3 separate regions of the Homo sapiens genome follow, and regions 1 and 3 are each linked to region 2. The links are chromatin contacts, found by Hi-C in ENCODE. All regions are on one chromosome and are shown on one strand. The core of a region is the stretch at or near the end of the contact, and the rest is flanking DNA. Distances in the headings are between cores, read along the strand shown.

The links. A loop is a pair of places that touch in the nucleus more often than their neighbours do. Pooled maps may share reads with other maps.
Region 1: a loop to region 2 is called in a map of CD8-positive, alpha-beta T cell, with 25 times the contacts of the local background. The contact joins the promoter of KIAA1328 here to the enhancer-like site in region 2. A Hi-C loop is called at or near these places in 2 of 168 maps with a recorded cell type or tissue (CD8-positive, alpha-beta T cell and naive thymus-derived CD4-positive, alpha-beta T cell), 2 of 37 single-sample maps with no recorded cell type and 8 of 50 pooled maps.
Region 3: a loop to region 2 is called in a pooled map, with 6 times the contacts of the local background. The contact joins two enhancer-like sites. A Hi-C loop is called at or near these places in 2 of 37 single-sample maps with no recorded cell type and 3 of 50 pooled maps.

What each region holds. Positions count from the first base shown.
Region 1 is chr18:36,827,498-36,830,693 of GRCh38, reverse strand. It overlaps KIAA1328, which reads right to left and starts at 1,567. Exons shown (of 10, transcript NM_020776.3): 1 at 1,498-1,567. The coding sequence starts at 1,555. TPGS2 (tubulin polyglutamylase complex subunit 2) reads left to right here and starts at 1,692. Exons shown (of 7, transcript NM_015476.4): 1 at 1,692-2,011. The coding sequence starts at 1,927. RefSeq lists a silencer at 1,333-1,932 and enhancers at 1,330-2,122, 2,223-2,332.
Region 2 is chr18:38,939,142-38,942,479 of GRCh38, reverse strand. No RefSeq gene overlaps it. Among named protein-coding and RNA genes, the nearest start is that of MIR924, 680 kb to the left of the region's middle. RefSeq lists enhancers at 992-1,181, 1,232-1,641, 892-2,091. Within about 2 kb of position 1,484, at least 8 of the 41 ENCODE cell types and tissues checked have a DNase peak (open chromatin) inside an H3K27ac peak, as active enhancers do; they include CD8-positive, alpha-beta T cell, where a contact is called at or near this core.
Region 3 is chr18:36,627,423-36,631,019 of GRCh38, reverse strand. The region is part of intron 10 of FHOD3 (formin homology 2 domain containing 3); the gene reads right to left. Among named protein-coding and RNA genes, the nearest start is that of TPGS2, 200 kb to the left of the region's middle. Within about 2 kb of position 1,604, at least 3 of the 41 ENCODE cell types and tissues checked have a DNase peak (open chromatin) inside an H3K27ac peak, as active enhancers do.

The sequences.
Region 1 (3,196 bases), core at 318-2,817, 2.1 Mb after region 2:
ATAACTACATGAGTAAGTGAAAGTACTGGGTGCGAAGACCAAGAGCTTAGGTTCAGTCCATATATCTATTAATACACTTATTCAGTCCCATTGCAATAGCTTGTCCCCCCCCCAAACCATTGATTCTATATTTGAACAGTACCATAGGATGCTATAAGCTAATAACCTTCAAGTATCTCCTCCATCACAAAATTATGTCAATGCAGAAGCAGTGTTTCTTGAGAAAAGACTTATCCCAATTTCCTAACTTCCTAATTCAGCCCAGTTGTCCACAGTGCACATATTCTCTTCTGAAAGGTAAAGGAAAAAATATTTAATTTGCACACTGCACTAGTATGCTTTCATCCACAGTGTATGTACATGATTTCATTTGCTTTTCACCAACCTATCAGAGACAAATGGTAATTATGTCTAGTAAGTGCAAACACTAAACACGAGCAGCACAGAATACAAACATATCCCTCTCTCTACACATGACACTAATCCTAGTAACTCAACAAAGGAGTTGATAACACAGTTTTGTAAGTTTCACTGGGAGCTAAGAAGAATGCCCAGTGATTCTGCCAAAGGTAACAGCAACGCCTCAATTAATGCCATCACCAATCCTAGCAAACACAAAAAGAGCTGCCTCTGCAAGCACTCAGTAACACAGATTGCCGTCCCTCTTTCAAGTAACCCCTCTAAGGAACGTGAAGTAAATTATCAGGACCAAAGCTCAAGCGAGAAGAGTCTACCTACTCCAAGGAAAGAAACACTCCTGTCACACAAACATCTCATCACTGCTGCTGAACTGGTAATACTACCACTGGACTAAAAAGTTCCACTGCTTCTCCACCTCACAACGATCCAAGAACTTCAATGACTGCCAGTGACCCGCACTCCACAAGTAAGTCAACAATACTTCCAGGCACAATGATTCCCATCTTACGCAGTAACCAGCACCACCAGACCACATCCCAGTAACCAAGCTCCACACCTCTCCTAAAACCCCAGTATTAAAATACATCATCACTGGAGGGCCTTTTAAGTCCGAAAGGTCCTGACTTGCTCCTAGCAATGCAGACTAAAGACAATCCTAAATCAAAACAAAAAGGCTCCCTGTCCAGCCAACACCGACTCCTCCCTCAACTTCGAGCTAGCTCCGCACACTCAAGTCAGCCTGGGGGCACTCTGACAGGGTGGGCAGAGGGACCTCGGAGGGCCATCTCAGCCCTGGACTGAGCCTGGACTCAAGGCTATCTTTCTCGAGCTCACCGGTAGTGAGCGCTGGGAAGCATCTGAGCCGTGTCCCCACACCTGCAGACAGTACCAGTCTCTCGGCCACCTAACACCCAAGCAAGGGGAGAGCCCAGCACCTAGACTGGGGCCGAGCAGCACGTCCCCATCCCCGGGGTTAGTTCGGAGCTTCTCCTCCGCTCTCGGACTGCCACGCGACGGCTCGCCCCTCGCCGTCCCGTGGAGGGCGCCGGCGCCCCCTGTCAGGCGGGCAAAGGATACAGTCCCGGCTCCAGAACGCCGCGGCACTGGGGCGGGAGGGGCCCGCCACGTCCGCCATCTTGAAACAACCGCCACTCGGGGCGTCGCGCCTGGGCCGCCACGCCTCGGCCTGCAGGCTCGGTCCCCATTGGCCGCACCACGCAGAGGCCCGCCCCCGCCTGCGCGGCCGGCCCCTGCGGGGCGAGAGGGTGGGGGCGAAGGGGAAGCTACGTCCCGGAGGTGCGGTGTGGGGCACCGGGCGGGGCCGCGGGAACCGGCGCCCCACGGAGCTGCTGCTGTCAGACCAACCCCGGGCCCCCATCATCACTGCGCCGCGCTTTCAGGCGCCGAGAACTACCGTTCCCGGCATGCCATGAAATTGGCCTCGGCGCTGAGGCGGGGTCCGGCCCTCCACCCGCTCCCGCCGCGCGCGAATCGCGGTCGCGAGCCATGGAGGAGGAGGCATCGTCCCCGGGGCTGGGCTGCAGCAAGCCGCACCTGGAGAAGCTGACCCTGGGCATCACGCGCATCCTAGGTGAGGAAAGGGGGCACGGTGCCGAGAGGGTGTGGAGGAGAAGGAAGGAGGAGCGGAGGGATGAGGTGCGGGGTGAGCGGTGCGACGCTGGCCCCAGAACAGGAGTGGACATCGCTGCTGGGACTTCCGTTGTTACAGAGGAAAGTGGGGGACCTGGGTTTGTGATTAGGCCTTGAAAGTGTTTGCCAGGAGTGTTCGGAGGCAGAGCTGGGAAGCCTGAAGTTTCCCCCACTCACCGCCAACCAAGGTCCCACCCAGGAAGGACGGGCAGAGACGTGCAAAGGGAACACAGCAAGCACCTGACGGTTGGGAAGTTGGATCTCCCCCTAGGAGGCATTCTCAGCCAGGGCATTATCCCCGAAACCCAAGACCTTTCTCTGGGGGAAGTAATGCACCCGACCTCCCAGGGCGACAACTACGTCGGGTCTGAAAGGAATCCAACCTTGCACCACTGAATGACTCAGAGTTTTTCTTTTATCGAACATTTCTTTGTTTGCTTGCTTGTTTGTATTTTGAGACAGAGTTTTGCTCTTGTTGCCCAGGCTGGAGTGCAATGGCGCGATCTCGGCTCACTGCAACCTGCGCCTCCTGGGTTCAAGCAATTCTCCTGCCTCGCCCAGCTATTTTTTTGTATTTTTAGTAGAGACAGGGTTCCACCATGTTGGCCAGGCTGGTCTCGAACTCCTGACCTCAGGTGATCCACCCGCCTCGACCTCCCAAAGTGCTGGAATTACAGGCGTGAGCCACCGCGCCTGGCCTATCAAACGTTTCTTTAGTACTCACCACTATGTTAGACGTGAGGTTAAAAATATGAAAAAGACACAGTTCTGTGAAAAAAATAAACAAATGAGGTCACTAGGAGTGTGAAAAGAGGTCAGTAATCTGTTACTCAGAGATGTCACAGAGGAGGGGACTGATCTTACCAGGGAAGTTAAAGAACATGTCACAGAGGAGATGATGCTAGATTTTGAAAGACATATAGGAGTTAGCCAGAAAACTAAGGAGGAGAAAGGTCTTTTAAGAAGGCTGAAAAGCATGCTTCAGTGCCTTCCCATCACAATTATAATAAAATCCAAATGTCTGTACCATGACCCACAAGTCCCTGTAAGATCTGCTCTCATCTCTTTCTGACTTTGTTTCCACTCTTGCCCACATGGCCTTCTAGCTGTACCTTAAACACACTAA
Region 2 (3,338 bases), core at 235-2,734:
AATTCATGAATCAGGCAACACTCAAAATTGCAAAAGGTTCAGAGAGCTTTGTTCCAGCAAGTTTTCACAGGCTGAACGCAGAAGTAAAGTAATTCCTGGCTGGCTGTAGCTAGGCATTTGTCTTATTTGGGTCTGGTCTGGTCTGATCAAAAGCTCCTAATTTTATAACCAATTGGCTGTTTGAATGTTTGTTATTGGTGGAAGCTCTTTTGTTTTGTTTTGAAGTTCTTTTGTTTTATTTCTGTAAGTCAATTACAGGAAATGACTCCAAGTTAAGTTTCAGTTTGCTTAACTAAGAGCTTCTGGTACAAACTATCTCTGTCTAATGGCCCCTTATTTGCTTTAAAAGAATGATGTTACATGTTACAAAAGGATCCACCAGGAGCCTTTCTGTTATAATCACGTGCATTGGGGTTGATTGAAGAAGTCCAAGAAAAGAATGCCTAAGAAGACAAATCTTTTGTGAACTTCACTTACACAAGGTTAACAAAATGCAGACCCTTTTCCACTATATTAGCAGTTTGCCTCCCTCACCCCTGCTGAGTCCTAGCAAAATGACACAATGATTGAGATTATTGCCAAGCCAAAGCGTGAGCTGTGAAGGAAAATCTCCAGCCTCTGCCTAGAAATGAAGCACAGTTCGAATGTCCTTCTCTAACTCTAAACTGCAGCTAATTGCACTGTAGAGCAGTGGCTTTCAGCGCACAGTCCCAGGACAGGCAGCATCACTGTCAGTTGCGTCACCTGAATACATCACCTGAAATTCTCAGACCCTAACCCCAAACTACTGAATCAGAATCTCTAGGGTTGGGCCCAACAACTTGAGCTTTAACAATCTCCCCTAGAAGATTCTGAGATGAGAAGTCTTCCTATTGAAGGTTTTTCTCAATTGAAGGATTCATGGTCTCACGGGCTTCAAGGAATGAAGCCCTGGACCACAGCGGCTAATGTTATAGCTCGATTAGAGAAACGCGCAGACCCAAAGAGTGTGCTGCGGCAAGATTTATTAAAGCGAAAGTGAAAGTAAAGCAAAAGCGAAAGTAAAGCAAAAGCGGAAGTAAAGCAAAAGCGAAAGTAAAGCAAAAGAGAAAGTAAAGCTTCCATGGGGATCCGGAATGGCTGCCGTTTCTGGCTTGGGTGTCTTAGGCTTATGTCCCCTTATGACTCCTCCCCTTTTCCTTTTCCTGTCCTGTAGGATTAGCTTATTTTCTATCCGCTTGTGGGTTGGTGGGCCTGCTTGGTTAAAAACATCAGGCTGCAGCTAGAGCTTAAACTCCCTATATGATTGGTTGAAGTTTCAATGCCTTAGTTTGCAGCTGTGACTCATTTTGGCTTAGAAGAAAGTCCCCTTTGATTGCTTGAAATTTCAATCCCTTAGCTTGCAGCTATGACTCATTTTGGTTTAGGGGAAAGTCCCCTTTCATTGGTTGAAGTTTTAATCCCTTCGCTTGCAGCTATGACTCATTTTGGCTTAGGGGAAAGTCCCTGTTGATTGGGTGAAGTTTCAATCCCGTACCTTGCAGCTATGACTCATTTTGGCTTAGGGGAAAGTCCCCCTGGGGAAGTCCCTGTTGACCCAGGAAGTCCAGCCAACTTAGCCACTTAGTCCCTCAATTCTGATATATGTCAAAGGTTGATCCTACTTTTCTAGACTCTAGAATCTAGAATATTGTTATTTTTTCAACAAGGTCCTGAAATACAAGTCAACTAAAGAAATTTGAATATTAGCAAGAAAAGAGCAGGATTAAATGGATGTTCTAAACTTGTTGAATGAGTGTGCTTCTTATCACACAGGGCATCTGCAAAAGTTTGTTCTCTTTGCTGATTTAAGAAAATCATTCAAATAATTCTGAATTTCATCACTTCTGTTTGCACACATTTGGCTTTACTGCACACCAGTAGCTCAGATTTTCCAGGATGGGAAGATGAAAGATTGGAGACTTAGCCTCAAGAAACTCTTAGTTTGATGTTGAGAGGCAGATGCTGAAGAGAGGAGGCAAAAGACCTAGACAATAATAATTAAATTACAGCAAAATGCCAGCAATAATGGAAATGCCATTAAGGGAGGAGGTGAGAAAAATAAAGTGGCTAATCCTGTTGAGAAGCAGTTCACAGAGGCTTCTCAGAAGAGTTGGCACCTGGTCAGTAAAGAATAATAAGTAGAAGTAAAGTCAACAACATTGGGGGTGGGGGGTGGGGGTTCATTTCAGAAACACGGTAGGCAAAGGAATAAAATTTTAAAACTGGCATTTGAGAGGTAGAGGAAGTAATGTTTCCAGAGAGGAGGCCACAGACTTTTATGGGCTCAAATAACAAAGGCTTTTCCCACCACGCTTATAAGGTTATGCTGAACATGGTAAAAATGCTTCCTTCCTGGACAGGATACTCTGCTGTTCTTATTCCCCTCCTGGGCATATGTCCTAACTAATTTATTCAACACTACCCTTATTGGAGGTTAGTTGTGCATTGAAAGGTGACAGGTTGTTGACCCTGAGGATCCTTAGCAATTAGCAGAAACTCAGTAATCTCAATTCCTCTTGAGTGTCTCTTGATTTCACAGACCAGGAAAGGGCTGAACTCTATTTTCTATATTTCCATAAATGCTTTCTACAGGGCTCTCTTCCAGGTGGTATTGTGGATGGAGTCTGAAGGAGAAGACAAGTTCCAGATAAACCTGACCTTACCTTTTTAGAAAGAGATGGGTGAAAAGAGATGGGGGCACAGAGGTGACTATCCAGACCAGCCCTATGCACTAATAAAAAAATTTTCAAGTAGCTCGGTTTATTCTTCTCTTATTGTTCTTGTAGGGAAGGCATTTAAAATTTTATCTTTGCCATTATCTCACATCTTAACCTTCAGGAAAGGTAACAAGAGTTTTTCACAAATTTGATTCCTTTGAACTACCAAGGCAGACAAAAAAGTAATGATGTGAAATACATATGGTGTCAATGAGAATTGATGGAATATAAATGGCTGAGGATAAGCATGAATACTACTCTCCCTGTCACATACACACACACACACACACACACCACCCCTCAAAAATAGTACTTGAAAGAATATGGTAAACATAAATGTAAATTAACTTAGAGAGAAGACTAGTTACATAAAAATTAAGTGACTTGACTCATATTTCTCTATTAAAATACTCATTAATAGCAATGGCAATCGATTTATTGTTTTGCATAAAGTCATCTAATAATTCATATAAATTCATTTTAATTGTGAATTTCACAATTCTCCCCTTCTTAAGATATTATGGGCATCCTCAGTGTATCAAAGTGTGTATATTCACAGTGCATTTGTCTACTTCATCTCTACTTTCAGCTAAAGATTGG
Region 3 (3,597 bases), core at 355-2,854, 2.3 Mb after region 2:
CACATCTTCTCTCTGCTGCTCAAGGGTCAAGTATGTCTGTAGGTCAGACTACTGTTCTCCTGACTACAAGCTCAAGGCTTGGCTACAACTCCTGACTCCCACAAGACCCATTTATATATCCTTATCACTTTGCATTTATTAGAATGAGGACTTCTGTGAAACATACATTAGTCAATTTTTCTGTAACCCTAGTGTAACTTACATGGAAAAAAATTAGCAATTCTTATATGTAACTTTTTTCCTTCTTGACCATCAGTTGAAAGTATCGGCAGCCAAGAGGAGAGTTGCCCACTGCTGCTTCTCAATGCAGATTCCTCAGCTCCACTTGAACATTTCTGGTGAGACTGTGCCAGGTTCCTCTTCCTCTGAACAGGTTCGTGAAGCCTGGATGTAGACTGTCACACCTCTCTTATATAATCATTGTTCTCTCTTGCCAACTTGTTTTATGCTGGTGTCACATTCCATTATGTCAATTTTTTGGAGTGATGGATGTGTATGAAGCCGATTAGAATTGGATTTGTTGGCATTTCAGTTACTGAGAGTAGCATGAGATTAAGTCAAGGCTTGGTCCCCTAAAAGTGTTCAAGCATATTTCCTGAGAATTTGAAGCGTGAAACTTTGCTAAACGGACTTAAAATCAAAAAAAAGACTCTACTGTAAACCATGTAGTAGCCCAGAGTAACCAGTCAGCTGTGAAAGACAATTCATATCTCATTTAAGGAATCTGTTTCCATGACATTTGTTTGTAAAATGCCAATGGATTTTTTTAAACTAGAAATATATTCTATAGATCTGTGTTTTAGCTGATTATATTCTCTGAAAAAGAGTCAATTTTGACCCATGCACATGAATATTTAAGGTAGGTGCACAGAGTTCCAAATGCTTCTAAGAAAACTACCCTTTCCAATAGCCAAAACACTCTCTATCTCAGCATCATGTGGATTACATAACCAACGATCTGCCTTCCCCTAAGGCAGAATTTCTCAGATTCAACACTACTGACATTTTAAAACAGATAATTATTTGTTTGGCAGGGGGCTATCCTGCACTAAGTAGAACAGCATTCCTGGACTCCACCCACTAGATGCCAGCAGCACCACCCCGTCCCAGTTATAACAACCAAAAATGTGTCCAGATGTCTCCTAGGTGGCAAAATCACCCCGGTCAAGAACCACTGCCCGAAGGGACCACTGGGACCAATCCCGGCCTGCACAGTCCAATCTTCCCTGGACTCATCACATAGTCCCCTCCCTCTCCATGTGTCCCTCAATCTGGCTTATCTCTTGCCCTTCTCCGACCCCTCAATCTTCCTCTGTGCCCTGGGAACTCATGATCAGCCATCAGCAAAGTCCCCTATAGTCTCTATCTCTTCATGGAATATTCCTTTGACTTCCTTGCTCTAACACCAAATCTAAGAATACTGTTCCCCATAGCCCTCACACATAACACAGTGGATTCTTCTCTCATATGCCACATACTCTCCTTTGCCAATTTCCCCCAACCTCCCTCAAGAAACCCAGACCCTTGGGACAGGGGTTGGCAAACTACAGCCTGTGGGCTACATCTGGCCTACCACCTGTTTTTATACGGCCTGTGAGCTAAGAGTGGTTTTCACATTTTTAATGGTTGAAAAAAAATCAAAAGAATAATATTTCATGACATGTAAAATTCAAATCTCAGTGTCTATAAATAAAATGTCACTGGAATGCAGCCATGCTCATGCCAGTACCAGTGGCTGATGGCTGTTGACGTGCTACAAAGGCAGAATTCAGTTGAGTAGTTGCAATAGAGACCGTCTGGTACTCCAAGTTTAACATGTTACTTGGCCCTTGACAGAGAAAGTTTGCAGACCCTGCTGCTGAGGCACGTGGCACTAGTCTGGACCCTCCACTCCCTAACCAGTTGTCAACATCCACTATCTGCCAGGTCACTCTTCCACGTATATTAAAATATACACATGACTGAAAGCTGCATGGCACAACTGTTAACATTAGTGACTAAATGAAGTTCAAAATTACTTCTATAGTTTGGAATGTTGTGTGGAAATCAGCAGGATGAAACTGAAAGTTCACGTGTTAAGTCCCATGCAGTGTTTGGTATCAGAAGGACTGACACACAGAGCAGGAAGCAGCCCTGTTTTTGTCAACAGAGGAAGAACCAGGATAAACAGAATAGTTCAAGGGCAGATGGGGTACCTCAGGAGAAAGAGCACCCATGCCTGGAAGTGTACCCCATCTCTTGGGAACTTGACAGAAAGGGCTCCTGCTTTGGGCTAAATTTTAAGAACTTTCTAGCACTAAGATTTTTTCCCCTTCCAATGAAATTTGTAAACTTTAAGTGCAAAGATGAAACTCATTATGACACACATGGTCCCATAAAGATGCTTTTAGTTGACCAATGACCAATAAACTTGTACCTTACTGGGCAAATGCTCAGTGTAGAGTTGTATTTCCTAAGAAACCAAAGCAAACAAATCTGAGTTCAAGCTCTTATTAGTCTTTATTAGAATTAAAGCACATAGCTGGCTTAAGTCTACAGGGAGACTAAGCATTTCTCTCCAAGTCTTTGAATTTTTGTATTTACCTCAAACAAAAAAATACCTACAAGGAATGTAAATCAAATTGTCTCTCTAATCATCTCGCTTGAAGAATATGTTTAGGAGTGGTTGGCTGGGATGTGGTTGACTGGGAAGGAGTCTGTATACTTTGGATATTAAGAGCCAAGGGCCCAGCCCTTGGTCATAGCCCTTAGTCCTGTGATTTGGAATAGGCACTTAGCCCCATCTGTTTTCTCACTTGTACAATGAGGTTAATAAAACCTGTCCTGTCTGAATCTTACAGAGGATGATCGTGAGAGTTAAATTCAAATGATGCAAAAGGACCATCTGAGTGGAGACTGCCCTATATTTTTTTAGAACAATATGAACCCCTTTCTAAAACATATTTCTCCCTTCTTTACAAAAGTTGGCATCACTTGGGTGACTGAGTTATAAAATCTAGCCCCAAATCCTTCATATGTGGCATCTGAAGGCATGTTGCTATAAGCTAGCGTTAGGTGCGGCCAGGGCGTTTGCAGGGATGAAGAGCAATGTGCATATATGTACATGAGGCAGCTTCTGTGTCTTTCAAGGTCTGCAGGGGACAGAACACAATGAGCCACTTGACTCTGAGGTACTGTTTGAGGCACAGATGTTGAGCAGGTGACTAAGCTATGCAGGAAGAAATCATTTCCCAATCAGCATTTCACCACTGCATTCCCACTATCGCACTCCCACCTCATCAAAATCATGCCGTCACTTTGGGGCCACAGGCAAAATCCCTCCAACAGGCTTCGTAAATGAAGTCACTTCATAATCATCAATCTAGATAGATAAAACATCACCTATCTTTACAAGCTGCAAAGTATATTTTGCTCAAATGCTACTAAATTAATGTTGAAGTAATAATTCCAGTAAAGTGAAATTCCAAAAAGAATGAAGCAAACAGCATTCAGAGTGGCATCTCTGGCCTCCTGTTTCAGATCCTACCGAGCCCAGCACTTCAAGACTGTGAACCGTGCCCAGGATGGTCCACTTCCGTATCATCATCCTTACCAGCC